Regions from separate parts of the Homo sapiens genome. Here region 1 is linked to region 2. Evidence: chromatin contacts called from ENCODE Hi-C or POLR2A ChIA-PET data. All regions are on one chromosome and are shown on one strand. Each heading gives the region's core, a stretch centred on a gene start or an enhancer-like site at or near the end of the contact. The rest is flanking DNA. Distances are from core to core; before and after follow the strand shown.

Evidence for each region. A loop is a pair of places that touch in the nucleus more often than their neighbours do. ChIA-PET counts read pairs that join two places held with the same protein, here RNA polymerase II (POLR2A).
Region 1: a map of PC-3 shows a loop between it and region 2 (5-fold over the local background). The contact joins the promoter of RXFP1 here to the enhancer-like site in region 2. A Hi-C loop is called at or near these places in 1 of 168 maps with a recorded cell type or tissue (PC-3). POLR2A ChIA-PET finds 5 or more read pairs at or near these places in 1 of 52 experiments (MCF 10A).

Annotation. Positions count from the first base shown.
Region 1 is chr4:158,518,296-158,524,502 of GRCh38, forward strand. It overlaps RXFP1 (relaxin family peptide receptor 1), which reads left to right and starts at 3,587. Exons shown (of 18, transcript NM_021634.4): 1 at 3,587-3,730. The coding sequence starts at 3,682. All of the region lies in intron 3 of RXFP1-AS1 (RXFP1 antisense RNA 1), which reads right to left.
Region 2 is chr4:158,093,542-158,099,870 of GRCh38, forward strand. No RefSeq gene overlaps it. Among named protein-coding and RNA genes, the nearest start is that of GASK1B-AS1, 74 kb to the right of the region's middle. RefSeq lists an enhancer at 585-1,784. Within about 2 kb of position 1,295, at least 8 of the 41 ENCODE cell types and tissues checked have a DNase peak (open chromatin) inside an H3K27ac peak, as active enhancers do; they include PC-3, where a contact is called at or near this core.

The sequences.
Region 1 (6,207 bases), core at 2,337-4,836, 430 kb after region 2:
TCAGGATAGGGCAAAGAGCACCAGATCTCCAATGGGGTGATCCCATGGGGTGAAAAGCAGGCTAGATGATAGGCAAGTGAGTGGGCTTAGAGACAAGGCTCCAATCATAGCAGAGTGGCTGAAGTGCAGTCAAGAAATCTGAAGCAGCTGAGGCTTAACCACAGTGACTGAGCATGCGCCTTAAGGTTGTGAGGGAAGATGGCTGCTTAGGGAGCAGACATGTTACCAGACATGAAACAGCAAGGTTAATTTCCAGATCCCACCCACTAACCCAGTCAACAGACTATATCACTTATTTTATCCCATCAGTCTTGATAGATAGTCTAGATAGAATGAACCTAAAGCTTGAATATGTTCAATTAAGGGAACTAAGTAAGATAAAGTTAATATTAAGCTCTGCCCAGAGTTTGCACTTACCGTGTAAGATGATAGAGAGATGGATAGATAAGGGGCAACACAAAAATCCACATGGCACTTGGCTTACAATGTAATGGTTGATTTTCTGCTAAAATGACAATAGCTTCTGGTCAGTTTTCATCTAGGGTGAAATTGTTTAGATTTTATATAAAATATTTTCTGAAATACCTGTGCCTACTAACTGTCTGCTCCAGTTGCACATTTTGCTAGCTATCACTCCCTAAAAGTCATTTCATTTCAGAATTGTTTAATTAATGCTAAATCAAGCAGCTAGTATTTTTGGTGTTACACAGAGGTGATGAATTCCTCAAGGGTCTTGCCTGACTGACAGCTGTCAACTAGAAATGGATGCATAGAATGAACAATTTGGCAGCATGCATTTTAGCCCTTAGATTGCACTTAATATTTTTAACGTATGGTTGTTTTACTATTATCTGAATATCTCTACATGATGAAGCTCTTATTGAGGTTTTACCAGCCTCTCGCACTGGGACTTTCTCAGGTCTACAATAAAAAAAAACACATAATAAAATGGCTTTTTCTACTGTTGAAAATGGTGATTATGAATAGGTTCAGAAACGTGGACAGAAGCCCTCAAGTGTCATTACCCAGTTTTAAAACATGATGCTGAAAAAAAGAAAGTCGTGGTTTATTTCCGTCATGGTAGGATGAAAAAGCTGCAAGATTACTGTGGATGTGTATAGTGCAAACAGGTTAACAATGCTTGTTTGGTTTGACTCACTAGGTTGGTTCGAGAAGTAATTTTCAAATAGAAGGTTTTGTTATTCAAAGAGCCTCAACGAGGTTTTAAGAAGAGATTCAAAGATAAGAAAGGGTATCAGCCTCTATTAGCCTATGTCGAGGGCAGAAACCCCTGACATGCTCAGCCAAGTGGAGGCGTTGACATCACAGATTCTATTGGGCCCAGAGTGCAAGTTTATAATTGAACAATGTAGGCAGGAAGTGAAGGCTAAGAACATACACCATCTGTTTGTTTTTAAAACTCTTTAATATGTGTCTTCAAACTGCAAAACAAGAGAATGAGAAAACACACTTTAATTCAAATCTTAATAAGAATTCTATTTCAGTAATCTGGTAAAAATAATAATAATAATAATAATAATACCTAAACATTACTGAGGGGAGTCTTTTGCTACAATGCAGTGGTTCTCAACCAGGAGCGATTTTGTCCTTCAGGAACATTTGCCAACGGCTGGAGACACCTTTAATTGTCGCAACTGGAGAGTGCTACAGGCATCCAATGGGTGGAGGCCAGGGAGGCCACTAAACGTTCTACAATGTAAAGGACAGCCTCTCACAATAAGGAATTCTCCAGCCCATAGTAGAAACAGTACCTGCCTCAATGTATGGCCAGGGTGTGCTATATTCACTTTTGGGTTTTGCCACCAAAATACTTCTATAAAACTAATATGCCAGATTCACTGTCTTTGCCAAAAATAAGACAGAAGTGACACCCTGAGAAAACAAACCATGAAAATTATTCATTCAGATGAATATCTATTTTAGTAAAACCTAATAGATTCTTAATAAAATGAGAGGTGATTTGGAAATTTTGCCCTGATAATTTGAGAGATTAAAAATACATTGTTAACGAGTACTTCCTGGCTACCCGCCCACTAATTGTATGTATCTGTGATATTCGCTCAGGCAAAAGTTTCAAAGTTTGCAAAATAACATCAGAATGATTTTGAAGACCTCTGTATCAACAGCTTACTTTTTGTTGACAATTCCCAAAGCAAGTCCTTCAATTTTACTATTAAGAAGCTTCTTATGGGTCCCCCTTCTGAAACTGCCCTTGACACGTTCCACAGCATCCTTCCAAAAAACTACTATTTCTAAATAAATTTAAAAAAATCCATGAACCACTCACATAATAATCTTAAAATACTTCAAGTATTATTAAAAATAGTGAACATTTTATGGGACTAAATTCAGTTAACCATAAGCATGTCCATCAAAAGAACAGTGTCTTCACTAAATCTACTACTAAATGAATAAGGGTTTGTGAAGATTTCTATATTAAAATTCTTCTTTCATGGAATTAATTATATTTATGGAGGGAGGAAGCAGTGTTAGTATAACCTTTTAGCCCTCATTTAGAAATAGGCTTATTATATTGAAGTCAATGATATACAGATATGTAATTCAAGCAGATTCTACGTGTATATCTACGAGTAGGGAGCATTAACCTCAAAAATAAATTCCTCATGTCAAAGGGCTACTACTCACTTGTTCCAGAAATTCATTAGCAAGTTGAAAAATAAGAATGACCCAGTCTGGTTAAAAGAAAATGCAGTCTACAGAAATGTTCATTGCATTTTCATACTTTTCCCCCCACTGGTCCAATAATAAAAATCATCATATGAATGACTGACACTTAGTAATCACCTATAATGCAGTAGGACCTACACCCCTCACTATGCCCTGTGCTGGCCATCACAGCTACCTTGCTGCATACATATTTTGCTCCAGAAAAGCAAGGCTCAGCCAAGAGTCAGCACCTGCATAACTCTAAAGTCACAGGGGACCTACAATTCAAACCCAGGCCAGCTTTGCTCCAGGACATCCACTGACATGTCATGGTCTCCATTGTAGCAAAATTCACAAGTTCAAAAGGATTTTAAGTTGTTTTATTCCTTTGTATTCTTCTTTCAACAATATCCTATTGTTCGAATTCCCAAACTCAAACAGTTTATAAACGATTGCTGTAGTTAGACTTTAATCGCTGTCCCACAGTTAATTCCACAAAGGCATTTTGCCCTGTGTAATTCCATTCTTTTCCTATTCCTGTGTCATTAGGGGAAAAAATATGTTTTTGCTTATGAGATATCTCTAGCTCAATTTCTTTCTGGTAGTGTGTCTTTGATCAGTTCAGACATTTCTCAGACTTCGTATACGCCCTCGTTTGTAGATAGCGTTATGTGTTCTCTGAAACTTTTTATTGCTTTTCAGCTTTGTGTGTGTGTGTGCACGCGCACGCGTGCGTGTGTGTAAAGAAGGAGATTAGGACATTTAGAGAAGGAGGGCGGGGAGGAGAGATCCTGAGAATAGAAAGGAGGAAAGAAAAAAAGAGGAATGGAAAGAGACAGAGAAAGGAAATGGGAGTGGAAGGAGGGAGGACTGCTTTGTAACTGCTAAGATTGCAGACAGAAATAGCACACAACCACTGTGAGCTGTATGCGATTCAGAAACCAAGACCAAATTTTGCTCACTTTCATTAATCAGTTGCTCAGATAGAAGGAAATGACATCTGGTTCTGTCTTCTTCTACATCTTAATTTTTGGAAAATATTGTAAGTATGCTCAGTATCTAATTTTGTATACCTTAGTATTTTGTGGAATAACCACAAGCACAAATGTTTACTCCTTATATTTATGCTTTTAAGATAAAATGCACTTGCTGATAAAATTGTAATCTCACTTCAGAATTGTTCTTCTTAGTATATGTCTGGTATTTGTATTAAAGACCATAATATCTTATCATAGTCAATAGTGAAGCGAGACTGATGTGCCGTGTAAACCTAGGCTTCATAATAACCAATTCATATAATTGATATTTTAAGCAACATTATAATATTTAAAGAGTAGTAATTCTTAAACTGTATTCAAGGAATATATTCATTGAAAACTCCTAGGAAAGTTCTCACATTTGTGCCAGTTTCTGTATAGTTGTAATGCTCTGTCGCCCTTATTCTTTGTCATTTGCTATCATAGGTGTGCTTCTGGGCAGGGAGATGCATTCATAAAACTCTTTTTATTTAGCAAGGTTTATCACTGTTCCTTGAAAGAAAAACAAGGGAAAGCACAAAGCAATGAAAAACATAGGCACAAAAGAAGCTCCAAATGGGCATGTTATTTTTACTATAATGACAAATTTTGTTTTCTCTGTGTGTGCTATGGTTTATTTTTCAGAAAATCTTTTTTAAATTCAAGGGAAACAGTTGTTGTGTGTTAAGCTCCATTTGAATTATAGTATGTAGACAGAAATAAAGTGTTTTTGTTTCTTAGGTAATAAATGATGAAAAAGTCAAAGCCAAACCAAGAACAAAACTTTCTGGGTATCTTTAATACTTTATGATTCCGGGAATGTGGGCTTTTACTAATTTAGAAATTAACAAGCCTTTTTATAGTCCTGTGTCTCTTAAAAGTTTGCATAAGTTTTGTTAACTCTGAGCTCTTCTATTAAGGAATGTCTCAGGGTAACTTTCAATCCTGACTCTCCCAATTGTAATATGTCAAAGTGATTATATCTTCCTTTTCCTCCTTCTTTCCTCCTTCCCTCTGCTCCATCGCATCTAAAGTTAAAGGACAGCATCAAAACCACAGAAACTATTCAGAATCCTGGGGAAATATTCTAGTCCTAGCCTTCTCCATCTCTAATCTTGATTACTGACAGTCCTATTTTTTAACTGAAGGGAAAACAATAAATTGCAAACCACCATAAAAAATGTAATGTTTCTAATTATAATTGCATGTTTAAACTACCAGAGCTTTTGACATTTGTGGCCAACAGCTTCAAAAATTAATGCCATATTTTACCATCCCTATTCCATTTCAATGAAATGAATAGATTAAATAAGCCAGAGGAATATTTCCAAAATAGTCTTTCTAGTATGAAGAATTTAAGGGTATATAAAAGGTGTTTAGGGCAGGTTGGGAAGCAACTTTGGCCACTGTGTTACCAGTCATTTCAGGTTAGGAAAAAAATTCCATGTTTACCTGTACCCTTTTGTTAATAAATTATTTTCATGAGCAGAAAATAATAATGATGGTGGTGATGATGATGCCAAAACCCTCTGTCTCTTTAAATTTAACTTCTCTTTTGATTCAAAAGAAAATTTGGGAGTGTAGTGTAAGTTGAGAGCTCCAAGTTCTCATCCTTCCACGCCTTCCCCAGGAAATGAGGGCATAAACATTTGCAGCAAAGTTTGGCAAGGCAATTCCTCGCTACATGGTATTAACTGCATGTTAGGGTGGGGGAACACTTGTCAGGGACGCCCTGAAATAGCACCCACAGCCGTGGCTCACCTTGAGTTTAGCCCCTCACCCAGGCCCCACCTAAGTGAGAATTTCCTGGGCACATAGCAATGGAAATCAACAGCCACACATAAGGACAAATTCTTAAACCTCTGTAAATGCCCCATGGTTGTTGTTTCTTTGTGTGTTTTCTTTGTTTTGTTTTGTTTTTATATCCACTTTCCTGTAACGGGAAAGGCGATGTGATATCATGGAAGACACCTAACCTAAGACGCTTAGCTGCACTACCATGTACCGGTTCTGTGGTTTTCAGCAAATGATTTACCTCTTCTGAGCATGTGAAATGGCAATCAAATCCTTTACCCTGTCTACCTTTCAGAAACCCTGTGTTCCATTCTTTATTACAAAAATTACTTCCTGAATCTTCACAACAACTCTATTATGTGGATACAATTAAGCACACGAGGTAGGACATTCAGTGCCTTGTCACAAGACTCCAGCTAATAAATGCCAAGATTGGAATGCTTTCAGAGCCCGTGCTCTCTCCCCTAGACCATGATAATTCTCAGTAGCCATAATGTGTATAAATGGGCTTTGAAAACTATAAAGCCCGTTACAGACGTAAGCAACTATTAGTCATCCTTTCAACCAAAAATACCTATGCATGCCAGAGCAGTGACCATGCTTTATTCACCTACCTTGTTAAAGTAAGCATGGTCCCTGCTCTAAAGGGATAGGATGGAGAAGACGGCACGTTGATCTAGAATTCAATTCAATAAGACAAGTGCAAAAA
Region 2 (6,329 bases), core at 45-2,544:
ATCTGTGTTACTATGCTAAATGAGAAATGTTGTTTTGGCCATCATTCTGAAACTTTTTTTTTTGAGACGGAGTTTCACTCTTGTTGTCCAGGCTGGACTGGAGTGCAATGGCACGACCTCGGCTCACCGCAACCTCCGCCTCCCGGGTTCAAGCAATTATCCTGCCTCAGCCTCCCGAGTAGCTGGGATTACAGGCATGCGTCACCACGCCCGGCTAATTTTGTATTTTTAGTAGAGACGGGGTTTCTCCATGTTGGTCAGGCTGGTCTCCAACTCCTGACCTCAGGTGATCCGCCCACCTTGGCCTCCCAAAGTGCTGGGATTGCAGGCATGAGCCACCGCGCCAGGCCCATTCTGAAACTTTCACGAGATCAAACGCAGACACCTGAGTTAAGGAAAGTGAGATGTGAGACAGGTAGAGATTTTGTGCCCGTTCGAGAAGCAAATGTATAATTTATGAACATCTTTCATCTCCACAAATGGTGAACATATTTTTTATTATTTTTTAACTGCAAAATATTCTCATTCTCATGAATTTGTTTAAGAGTCATTTACTTGCAAAATGTTGAGAAACCTGTGTTCTGTTCTTGGCAAATAACCTTGGCATTAGCAACTGCAGAAGCAGATGCTTGTCCACACTGTTATCCAGAAAGAAAAAAAAAACACTCCAAGGTCAGAACTAGCTGAAAAAACTACAGCAAACCACAGATGAAGAAAAATACAGAAAATGAATGATGAACAAGAAGGGTGGGAACCAGTGATTCTGCCTGAATTCCATTGAATTTAGTGGTGTGTATTACTTAGAGGAAGAAAGCAAGTAGCACCCACAAGCATTCATTATGATTAGCCTTTATCATGATAGTCTCACCTTGAATTGTAAAATTTTATTACACAGCTTTGTAATTAGGCTAAAGTCATCACACTAATGCCAGCTTTATGAAATATTGCAGAAGTTCTTCCTATTATTCATTGAGATGAAATAATTTTTTGAAGTGTGATTAAATCCAAGCTCCAATCAGAAAAGCAGATTACTCACCCTGATGATCAAGCAACAATAAAAATTTGTCCAATGTCAAAGAGCTGGAAACAAATAGGACACATTTACTGTTATAAAAGAAATCTCTGAAAATTTTAATGTTTGTTTCATCTGCACAAAACACACATCAAAAGAAATGCTACACAAATGCTGCACTTGTACAAATTTGTTTCGGTGTTTCTTCTTTCTACCTGTGTCAGAGGCATTGGAACTGGACTGGCTCAAGGTTGAACAGGGGCTGGATAAAATGAGGCTGAGACCTGCTGGGCTGCATTCCCAGGGGGTGAGGCATTCTTAGTCACAGGATGAGAAAGCAAGATACAGGTCACAAAGACCCTACTGATAAAAGAGAATGCAGCAAAGAAGCTGGCCAAAACCAAGAGAGCAATGAAAGTGACCTGTGGTAATCCTCACTGCTCATTCTATGCTAATTATAATGCATCAACAGGCTAAAAGACTCTCCCACCAGCCCATGACAGTTTACAAATACCATGGCAATGTCTGGATGTTACCCTAGATGATCTAGAAACATGGGAGGAACCCTCAGTTGGGGGAGCTCCCCACCCCTTTCTTAGAAAACTCATGAATAATCCACCCCTTGTTTAATATATAATCAAGAAATAACAACAAGTATACAGAGCAGCAGCCCATGCCGCTGTTCTGTCTATGGAGTAGCCATTCTTTTATTCCTTCACTTTCTTAATAAACTTGCTTTCACCTTACTCTGTGGACCTACTCTGAATTCTTTATTGTGCAAGACCCAAGAACCCTCTTCTTGGGGTCTGGATCAGGACCCCTTTCCAGTAACACCTAGATTTATAGAGTAGGCTAATCGTTGGCAAAGGAAAAAAATGAACATAATGTAAAGGTTATTCAGGATCAAAGCTAACATCTACCAAGTGAATAATTTGCTCTAATTGGAATGAATTCTGTGGAAGCATTTGGAAATGTAATGGTCTGTAAAAATAGTAAATAAATGCTTCCTGACCAACTATTGCAGGTGATTGAACAGTGATTTGATTTCGGTGCTTAGTAGTGCTTACTTCTGCCTATCTGACATTGCTTATGTCAACTTCGTTACGAATATCCAAGTTGATTTCCAGGTTTCAGATTCAATCTCTGTGCTTGGAGGTGGATTACAGAAAAGCATACATGGGGACCCAGTGAACATGTCAATTAGCCTGAAAGGAAGCACAATTTTTATTCCCTCCTATCAAGTTCAGGCAGGCAAATATCCTGACAGAGATTTAAGAGTTCCAGGAGGTCGCTTCTATCACTGGTCTCCCAGGCAAGGAAAGATGCTAGTTTTCACAGCTAACTAAAATGCTCTGAAAGCTGACCTTGGGCTGTTTCTTTTTCTTTTTTTTTTTTTTTAATTATACATTGAGTTCTAGGGTACATGTGCAGAACATGCAGGTTTGTTACATATGTATACATGTGCCATGTTGGTGTGCTGCACCCATTAACTCGTCGTTTACATTAGATATATTTCCTAATGCTATCCCTCCCCACTTCCCCCACCCCATGACAGGCCCCAGTGTGTGATGTTCCCCTTCCTGTGTCCAAGTGTTCTCATTGTTCAATTCCCACCTATGAGTGAGAACATGCAGTGTTTGGTTTTTTGTCCTTGCGATAGTTTTCTAATAATGATGGTTTCCAGCTTCATCCATGTCCCTACAAAGGACATGAACTCATCCTTTTTTATGGCTACATAGAATTCCATGGTGTATATGTGCCACATTTTCTTAATCCAGTCTATCATTGATGGACATTTGGGTTGGTTCTGGGCTGTTTCTTAACCTCTCCTCCAGCAGAATGGGATTGGAGGGTGCTACCAGCACACAGGCCCAGGAGCAGAGGTGGGAGATGGCTATTGCTTCACTTCTTCACTTACCCAGACTGAAATGAAAGCTCATTTTCTTCAGTTTGGATGATTGGAGATATTTTAAAAAAAATGAATGGCAATAAAATCTTCAACAAGGGGGCATTTCATAAAGTAAAATTTTGGATTCAAATTTTACTAATATTTTGGCTGTAGATTACACACAGTTCGTGCAATAGCTATTCCCTAATTACTATACTTTTTTTTTTTTTTTTTTTTTGAGACGGAGTCTCGCTCTGTCGCCCAGGCTGGAGTGCAGTGGCGCGATCTCGGCTCACTGCAAGCTCCGCCTCCCGGGTTCACGCCATTCTCCTGCCTCAGCCTCCCGAGTAGCTGGCGCCCGCCACCACGCCCGGCTAATTTTTTGTATTTTCAGTAGAAACGGGGTTTCACCGTGTTAGCCAGGATGGTCTCGATCTCCTGACCTCGTGATCCGCCCTCCTCGGCCTCCCAAAGTGCTGGGATTACAGGCGTGAGCCACCGCGCCCGGCCTTACTGTACTTTTATTAGGGAGCCACTTGATACTTTAATTCTACTTTTCACATACCACCTAGTGTGTTCAAGATGCTCGACTTCTTAAGGGCAGATTTTATTTTATTCATCCATGTCGCCTCCACAGCATCTGTTTAGCACCGTGCCATAAACAAATGCTTGTTGCTGCTCTCAGGTCTCAGCACCACATCTCACTGATATTTCCTCACCTCTTGTGATGTAGAAATCAGATCCTATATTCCTCGGGTGTATTAGTTTATTCCATTAGTTTATTCCAGGATTTATTTATTTTCTTCCAGTCCCCATTTCCATCCATTTTCTCCAGTCCTATTTTTTTTTTCCTTTGGTCAGTCCTACTGCCTAATGATTAGACAGGTGACAGAAAACATGCAAGTATGGAAGATCATCAATAAATATGCATCATTTGATTGACTGAAAGTCATCAGAGGAGGCAGAACAAGAAAAGTCAAGGACGGTATGACAGAAACAAAAAACTATATAGAACATAAGACAAAGTGGTACCTTAGGGATGTCTGATCATCCTCTAAACACAGAACAAGAACTCCCTATATAAAATACAATAATCTAAAATTTACCATACAATTTGGTCTTTGTGTTCTGTGTGTCAGAGGCCTACCATCATCTGTGATATTCACAGACTCTTGTCAGTGAAAAGAAAGAAGCCCCAGGCATTCTGTTGGGAGCTTCACTAAAATATCCCCACCAACACGAGGTGCTTTCTCATTAAAGTCTCAGGAGTTTCTGTTTTTAAGGCCAGAAATCTTTTTTAAAGAATTTTTTTTTAATTTACCTCTTCTCTTGACCAAATAAGGATATTCTTCCACAGAATAAACTGGAATATTGGCACGTTAGTCTCTTTGACAAATTCATGAATCCTTGAGAATTAAGAAGGTTAATGTAATTAAGTTAACCCCAAGTTAAGAAAGTTCATTAGGAAAATTATAAATCCATATTGTTTATATTTTCATTGTTAAATATGGCTCTTTATAATAATAAAATTCTGCACTATGGTGATAGGTATCACATAAAAATGCATAACTTATCTAATGGATCATTCCGTAAAATATAATAGGAGATGAATTCAAGGCACTCTTGGCTTTCTCATTGGTTTGGTCACACATCATGCAAACAAGTATTTACAGTGTTAATTATTCTCCCTTGTCATGAATAGATCTTCCTCTAGGGCTGAGATAGGGAAAGATGCAGGGAAAAGGATATGGAGCATTGAAAATTACTGTAAAAACCATCATTCTGAGCAAACTATCACAAGGACAGAAAACCAAACACCGCATAATTCTCACTCATAGGTGGGAATTGAACAATGAGAACAACTGGACACAGGGTGGGGAACATGACACACAGGGGCCTGTCGTGGGGTGGGGGGAGTGGAGAGGGATAGCATTAGGAGATATACCTAATGTAAATGACGAGTTAATGGGTGCAGCACACCAACATGGCACATGTATACATATGTAACAAACCTGCACGTTGTATACATGTACCCTAGAACTTAAAGTATAATGAAAAAAAAAGAAAATTACTGTAAAAATATTAGATTTTTCAAGTTAAGTGAATTTTAAAGTTAATTTCTTATCGTCTTAAACCACATTTCAGTATATAAAGTCATGTGGCACATAAGGACATTTCGCCAACACCAGACCACATATAACAATGGTGGTCCCGTAAGATTAAAATACCACATTTTTACTATGTTAAGCTCACTAATGAATAGTCATAGTCAATTCTCAGTCCTCAGACACAGCTTCCTCTGCTACTTTTTTTTACTTTTTCCACTTGTCTCATTGGCTACTTTTTTTTTTTTTCAGACAGGGTCTCACTGGTGCAATGACAGCTTACTGCATCCTTGACCTCCCAGGCTCAAGCAACCCTCCCACTCCAGCCTCCTGAGTAGCTGGAACTACAAGCACATATCACCATGCCAGGCTAATTTTTTTCTATTTTTTGTGCAGACAGGGTCTCACTGTCCTGCCCAGGCTGGAGTGCAGTGGTACAATGACAGCTCACTGCACTCTTGACCTCCCAGGCTCAAGCAACCCTCCCACTCCAGCCTCCTGAGTAGCTGGAACTACAAGCGCATATCACCATGCCAGGTTAATTTTTTTCTATTTTTTGTACAGATGGGGTCTCACTGTCTTGCCTAGGCTTGTCTCAAACACCTGAGCTCAAGTGATCCTCCTGCCTCAGTCTCCCAAAGTGCTGAGATTACAGGCATGAGACATTATGCCTGGCCAGCTACTCTTTTTCAGACTCCTCCATGACTAATAAACACCCCAAACTTAAAATGCCCGGAAGTAAACTTCCTCCCCCAACCCCTACCCCTACAATACTTGCCTAACCTGTGCTATTTTCTGTCTTGGTCGTTGTTGATGCTTCTGTTTCTCTGAGACCAACATACAGTCTGTTAATTCCATCTTCAAAATGTGTCAGGCATCTGACCACTTATGTTTACTGTCACTGCTCTCACTGTGATCCAAACCACCGTCATCATTCACCTGGATCACCAAAACCGCTTCCTACCTGGCCTCCCTGCTTCTGCTCTTGTTCCCTACAGTGTATTCAACAGACATCAACCAAAGTGATCCTATTGAAAAAGAAGTTAGGTCCAGTCACCTCCTTGTTCAAAATCCATCAGAGTAAAAGCCCAAATCCTTACAAGGGCACATAAGTCCCCACATGGCCCGGTCCTTTGTCACTTCTCTGACACCATCCTTTGCAACTCTCACCGTGGCTCCCTTTACTGCAGCCATGCTGACCTTTTGTTTTTTCCAGAACAAAGCAGTGCCCCTCAGGACATTTGCAGTGGATGTTCCCTTCGTTTGGAATGCTCTTCCCCCAAATGCATGTGTAGTTCACTTCCTCACTGCTTTCCAGCATTTC